Linked DNA regions of Homo sapiens: region 1 is linked to region 2. The links are chromatin loops, found by intact Hi-C in ENCODE. Cell type or tissue: right lobe of liver. All regions are shown on one strand. Each heading gives the region's core, and the rest is flanking DNA. Links, peaks and the distances in the headings are about the cores only.

Region 1 (2,913 bases), core at 282-2,781, 190 kb before region 2:
CTGAGATTTGAATGGGGATACAGCCAAACTGTATTGGTTTTCCTCTAAGAGTTTTATAGTTTTAGCTCTTACATTTAGGCCTTTGATCCATTTTGAATTTTTATAAGTAGTGTTTAGGTAAGGATCCCGCTTCATTCATTATTTTTTTTTTTTTTTTTTTTTTTTTTTTTTTTTTTTTTGAGACGGAGTCTCGCTCTGTCGCCCAGGCTGGAGTGCAGTGGCGGGATCTCGGCTCACTGCAAGCTCCGCCTCCCGGGTTCACGCCATTCTCCCGCCTCAGCCTCCCAAGTAGCTGGGACTACAGGCGCCCGCCACTACGCCCGGCTAATTTTTTGTATTTTTAGTAGAGACGGGGTTTCACCATTTTAGCCGGGATGGTCTCGATCTCCTGACCTCGTGATCCGCCCGCCTCGGCCTCCCAAAGTGCTGGGATTACAGGCGTGAGCCACCGCGCCCGGCCCCCGCTTCATTCTTTATATGTGTGTATCCAGTTTTCCCGGTATCGTTTGTTGAAAAGACTGTGCTTTTCTCATTGAATGGTTTTGGCGCCTTTGTCAAAATTTGCTTGACCGTGTATGTGAGGGTCGTTTCTAGGCTCCATTCTATTCCATTGGTCCCTGTGTCTGTTTTTATACCAGTAGCACACATTTTGATTACTGTGAACAACATATTCAGTGGCAAAATACTTAAAGCTTTTCCTCTAAGATCACGAACAAGACAGAGATGCCCACTTTCACCACTTCAACACCTTGTTCACTGTGGAATAAATCCCACCTGGTTATGGTATATAATCCTTTTAATATCCTGCTGAATTCAGTTTGCTAATATTTTATTGAGAAATTTTGCATCAGTATTCATAAGGGATATTGATCAGTAGTTTTCTTGTAGTATCTTTGTCTGGCTTTGGTATCAGAGTAATGCTAGCTTCATAGAATAAGTTAGGACGTGACCTCGCCTCTTCAATTTTTTGGAAAAGTTTCATAAGGCTTGGTGTGTTAGTTCTTGAAATGTCTGGTTAGAATTCATCAGTGAAGCTATCAGTCTAGGGATTTTCTTTGTGGGAGATTTTTTATTACTGATTCAGTCTCCTTACTAGTTATAGGTTTACTCAGGCTTTGTATGTCTTTAGTAGGTTGTGTGTTTCTAGGAAATTATCCATTTCTTCTAGTTTATCTAATTTGTTGGCATACATGTTTTCCTAGAACTCTCATAATCCTTTTTATTTTTGTGGCATTGGTTGTAATGTCTCCTCTTTATGATTTTAGTTATTTGCATCTCTTTTCTCCCTTACTTCTTCCCTCCCTCCCTCCTCCTTTCTGTCTTTTTTTGAGACAGGATCTTGCTTTGGCACCCAGGCTGGAGTGCAGTGGCAATCACAGTTCAGTGCAGACTCAACCTCCCGGACTCAAGCAGTCCTCTCACCTGATGCTACCATACCTGGCTAATATATATGTTATATATACGTGTGTATGTATATAGTAAACACATAAAATATATATATTGTATATATAACGTATTTTTTATTTATATATGTAAAAATATGCTGGATTCTTACCTAACGCTACATACATATTAAAAAATAACGTATGTAATGTTAGGTAAGGAGATATATGTGTGTGTGTGTGTGTATATATATATATATATATATATTTTTTTTTTTTTTTTTGGTAGAGACAGGGTTTCCCTGTGTTGCCCAGGCTGGTCTCAAACTCCTGGGCTCAAGTGATCCTCCTACCTTGGCCTCCCGAAGTGCTAGGATCACAAGTGTGAGCCACCACACCCAGCCTCTCTCTCTCTTTTTTTTTTTTTTTTTTGAGATGGAGTTTCGCACCAGGCTGGAGTGCAGTGGTGCGATCTCGATTGTGGCTCACCACAACCTCCGTTTCCCAGGTTCAAGCGATTCTCCTGCCCCAGCTTCCCGAGTAGCTGGGATTACAGGCATGGGCCACCACGCCCAGCTAATTTTGTATTTTTAGTAGAGACAGGGTTTCTCTATGTTGGTCAGGCTGGTCTCAAACTCCCGACCTTAGGTGATCCGCCTACCTTGGCCTTCCAAAGTGCTGGCATTACAGGCGTGAGCCACCGTGCTCAGCTCTTTCTTTCTTAGTTAATCTAGCTAAGTGTTTACCAATTTTGTTGATCTTTTAAAAAAACCAACTGTTTAATTTTTAAAATTGTTTTTCTATTCTCTAATTTCGTTTATCTGCATTCTATATATATATCTATATATATATTTTTTTTTTGAGACAGTGTCTTGCTCTGTTGCCCAGGCTGGAGTGCAGTGGCGTGATCATGGCTTATTGCAGCCTCTGCCTTCCAGGTTCAAGTGATTCTTATGCTTCAGCCTCCCAAGTAGCTGGGATTACAGGCGTGTGCCACCATGCCTGGCTAATTTTTGTATTTTTAGTAGAGATAGGGTTTCACTTTGTTGCCCAGGCTGGTCTTAAACTCTTGACCTCAAGTGATCTGTCCACCTCATCCTCCCAAAGTGCTGGGATTATAGGCATGAACTACTGCACTGGCCCTCCTTTCTATTTATTATCTACTGCTAGCTTTGGGTTTAGTTTGCTCTTCTTTTCTCTAATTCCTTGAGAAAGAAGCTTTTTTTTTTTTTTTTTTTTTGAGATGGAGTCCCACTCTGTTGCCCAGGCTGGAGTGCAGTGGCACAGTCTTGGCTCACTGCAACTTCCACCTCCTGGGTTCAAGCAATTGTCCTGCCTCAGCCTCCCGAGTAGCTGGGATTACAGGCATACACCACTATGCCTGGCTAATTTTTTTTGTACTTTTAGTAGAGACGGAGTTTTGCCATATTGGCCAGGCAGGTCTCGAACTCCTGACCTCAGGTGATCCACCCGCCTCAGCCTCCCAAAGTGCTGGGATTACAGGCATGAGCCACTGCACCTGGCCGAGAGT
Region 2 (2,913 bases), core at 209-2,708:
ATGAAAAGAATGCTCGCTCTCAGAAGTACACAAAGAAAGGCAAGCTGAAACAAGAGACAAGTGTTGCCTCTCAACTTCTGCCAAAGTCAGACTGACTGTGTGGCCTGGCCCTGACCTCGCTGGGCAGAGGCCGGCACAGGCATGCAAGCTGGCCCACCCATCCAGAGAAGAGTTTGGAGGTACATCCATCAAGAGCCTGAAATGTGTTCACTCCTGGAGCATTTTCCCAGACGGTGACTAGACATGACCCCGTCCCCTGATTTGTCATCTCTGCAGGACTCATAGATACACAGGGCACGGGACAATTCACCAGGGGGCCAGCCCTTGCAGGCCTTGGTATCCAGCAGGGCTGCTGAGTCCAGCCTGAGCCCACATCCACAGTCCCACTTACCACAGGACGTGCCCACTGACCTGCCCTGGGGCCACCTCCCACGGACAGCAGCACTCTGACCCACTGCGTCCCGTAAATGCACAGTGTTCCTAAACCCCGCTGAAGCTGTTTTATGAACGTAGCCTATCTGGACCTGTTACTCCACCTCAGATCACCTCTAGACCACTTGAAGGTAAAGCCTTTGTGAACATGTTCCTGACTGCCGCCAGCAGGGTGAACACTGGGCATCGGCCGCCAGTCTCACTGAGGCCTACAGGAGCCCTAGGCCTACCTCCACAGCCCAGCATCGCCACAGCCCAGTGAAATGACCCCGAGTCCTCTGAGCCCCACAGGTCGAGACCCCCGACCAGCTCAGCTGCTCCCCGGGACAGGACAACTCACACAGCCTGGGTCCTCTGCCCACAAGCGAGGCAGGCAGGTGGGCCCAAGCTCAAACGCCCCCACGAAGCGAAGCAGCAGGGGGTAGGCAGGCAGGAAGGATGGCAAGCACACAGCCATGCATGAAGCACCCTGATGGGCCACGCTGGGCACCTGCCCAGGCCGCTGCTCTCCTGCAATCCACCCTCTGCCTGCTAACGTTCAACTCCTATTCACCTTCGAGATTCACCTCAGACACCACCTCCACTGCAGACCTTCTCTGCTCTAGACAGTCTACAAAAGCCCCACACCATCCTACCCTGTTCTCCTCCAGCACATGGCTCATCCTCCCGCATGGCTCCAAGCTCCCCAGGGGCACAGTCTGGGTCATCTTGAACCCCCTACTAAGGATGTGGGAAAGGGCAGCCCTCATCGACCACCTCTGTGGAGCTCTGGGTAGTGCCAAGCGCCTCCCCAGCATTCGCTCATGCATGCCTCTCGTTATTTACCACATTTCATCAAATCTAAGATGCGGCAGGTGGCGCCATCTTGGTCCTAGCGGAAGGTGTCCACGGGTTTTCCACGACTCCATCTCGAATACCAGCTGGCTGACAGCGACTATGAGACGCCACTGACTGAAAGACGCACCTCAGTTTCAGAGAAGTCACAAGGTGGAAATGCGTGCCTCTTAGAATCAATGAAGTAGGGTGCGTCCACTTCACAGTTGAGAAAACAGCTTCAGAGGGGCTACAAGTTGCTTGAGGTCCCACAGCTAGGAAGCTGGCATGCGAACTCAGCTGACCGAGCCCTGGCTCCTAACCACCTCTCCACACAGCCTCCTCTCAGCCCCTGGGCCTGGCTGGACAATCAACTCTGGCGACCACCCCTATTGGTCACAATCATCCATGGCTCCGACAGCGCCTGCCACGACGGGAGGCTGGGTGTTGTCTGGACAGCGCCCCCTTCAGGCAGGCCCGAGTGCCAGTTCCTTCGCAAGCAGGCTCCCTTCTCGGGAATCAGGCTGGAAGCAACAGGCATGGGTCAGCAAAGCTGCTCCCACGCGCTAAAAAACCCTGTCCATCCAGGCAAGACCCAGGAACACGCGGCTGAAAAAACACACGGGGAGGCCTCCAAATCAGTGAGAAAAAGACCAACACCTTTTGCCACTACCTCCCACAAGCCCTGTTTGGACCAAGGAAATGTGGACAGGGACAGGGACAGTCTATCTGCTCCCGTCCTGGACCGTGGCCTGTACAAACAAGTGGTCAGAAAGGGCACTCAGCGGATAGAGCGGAGACATCAGGAGAGTCCTTAGGGGTCCGATCTTTGCTGTTTCTCACCAAAAGGAAAGAGAGGTGCACACAAAGACATCCACTGCAGTTTTATTTAAGAGGTGCAAATCTGGAGGCCATGTCCAGAAGTCCAGCGATGGCGGGGACAGACTGCAGAGTGCCCCTCTGCAGAGTGTCCCCAGGGCACAAGGGGAGTGAGGAGGGGGCTGAGCTGGTGCAGAGGCTTCTCCGACAATGTGGGGGGCTGCCTGCAGCTGCAGCCTGGGGACATGGTGCATCCCCACCCATCCAGGGCCTGCTCTTCACTGGCTCCTGCTCTACCTGCCCACTCACTCACTCACTGATCAACAGATGCTGGCAGAAATGGCTGTGTCCCTGGCCTTGAGAAGCAGATGCAGCTCCCTGTCCCCAGAGGCCTACAGTCATATGGTACCTCCACAGGCTCGCTTGGCTGCGCTACAGGAGGCAGCGTCAGGGAAGCTTTCTCACCGTGATATAACCTCCCTGGCTTTTATGTAATAAAATGCAACCAGAAATCCTTAGTCAAGAGTCTGACAGAAGCAAAATGGGCAATCATCCTGGCACCTAACCCCATCGCTCCACGCTCAGGAATTCTCTTCCACATCTCACAGGTGTGACCTCAGTGTGCTGCTCTGCGTTGGGCCTTTTGCCTTAACTTGAATGCTTCTCCCCTCTTCCTGCCCAGTCTTCCTGTCCCTGCTGGGAGGGCTGCTGAGCATTCTGCACCACAGCCGACTCTCCCTCTCATCCTCCGATGTTGCAGTTGCAGCCCGTGTTTTGGCAGTGGTGAGCATTTCACCTCCCCTTCCCGGTATCTTATCCCTCTAAGAGAAAATCCCCACCAGTGGGGTT

What was found. Hi-C counts contacts between places; a loop is a spot of excess contacts. Peaks named below come from ENCODE experiments on the same cell type or tissue, not always from the same donor. Only the 100,000 strongest peaks of a DNase experiment are listed, where the experiment ranks them.
Region 1: it touches region 2 in a loop (2.0-fold over the local background); 32 of 110 quality-filtered maps call a loop at or near these places.

Annotation. Positions count from the first base shown.
Region 1 is chr3:52,673,381-52,676,293 of GRCh38, reverse strand. The region is part of intron 3 of PBRM1 (polybromo 1); the gene reads left to right. Among named protein-coding and RNA genes, the nearest start is that of PBRM1, 11 kb to the left of the region's middle. In right lobe of liver, for the core only: no CTCF peak of the experiment used is centred there; no DNase peak of the experiment used is centred there.
Region 2 is chr3:52,481,112-52,484,024 of GRCh38, reverse strand. The region is part of intron 13 of NISCH (nischarin); the gene reads right to left. Among named protein-coding and RNA genes, the nearest start is that of STAB1, 13 kb to the left of the region's middle. In right lobe of liver, for the core only: a CTCF peak has its summit at 1,707 (motif pointing left); no DNase peak of the experiment used is centred there; H3K27ac peaks cover 2,374 bases.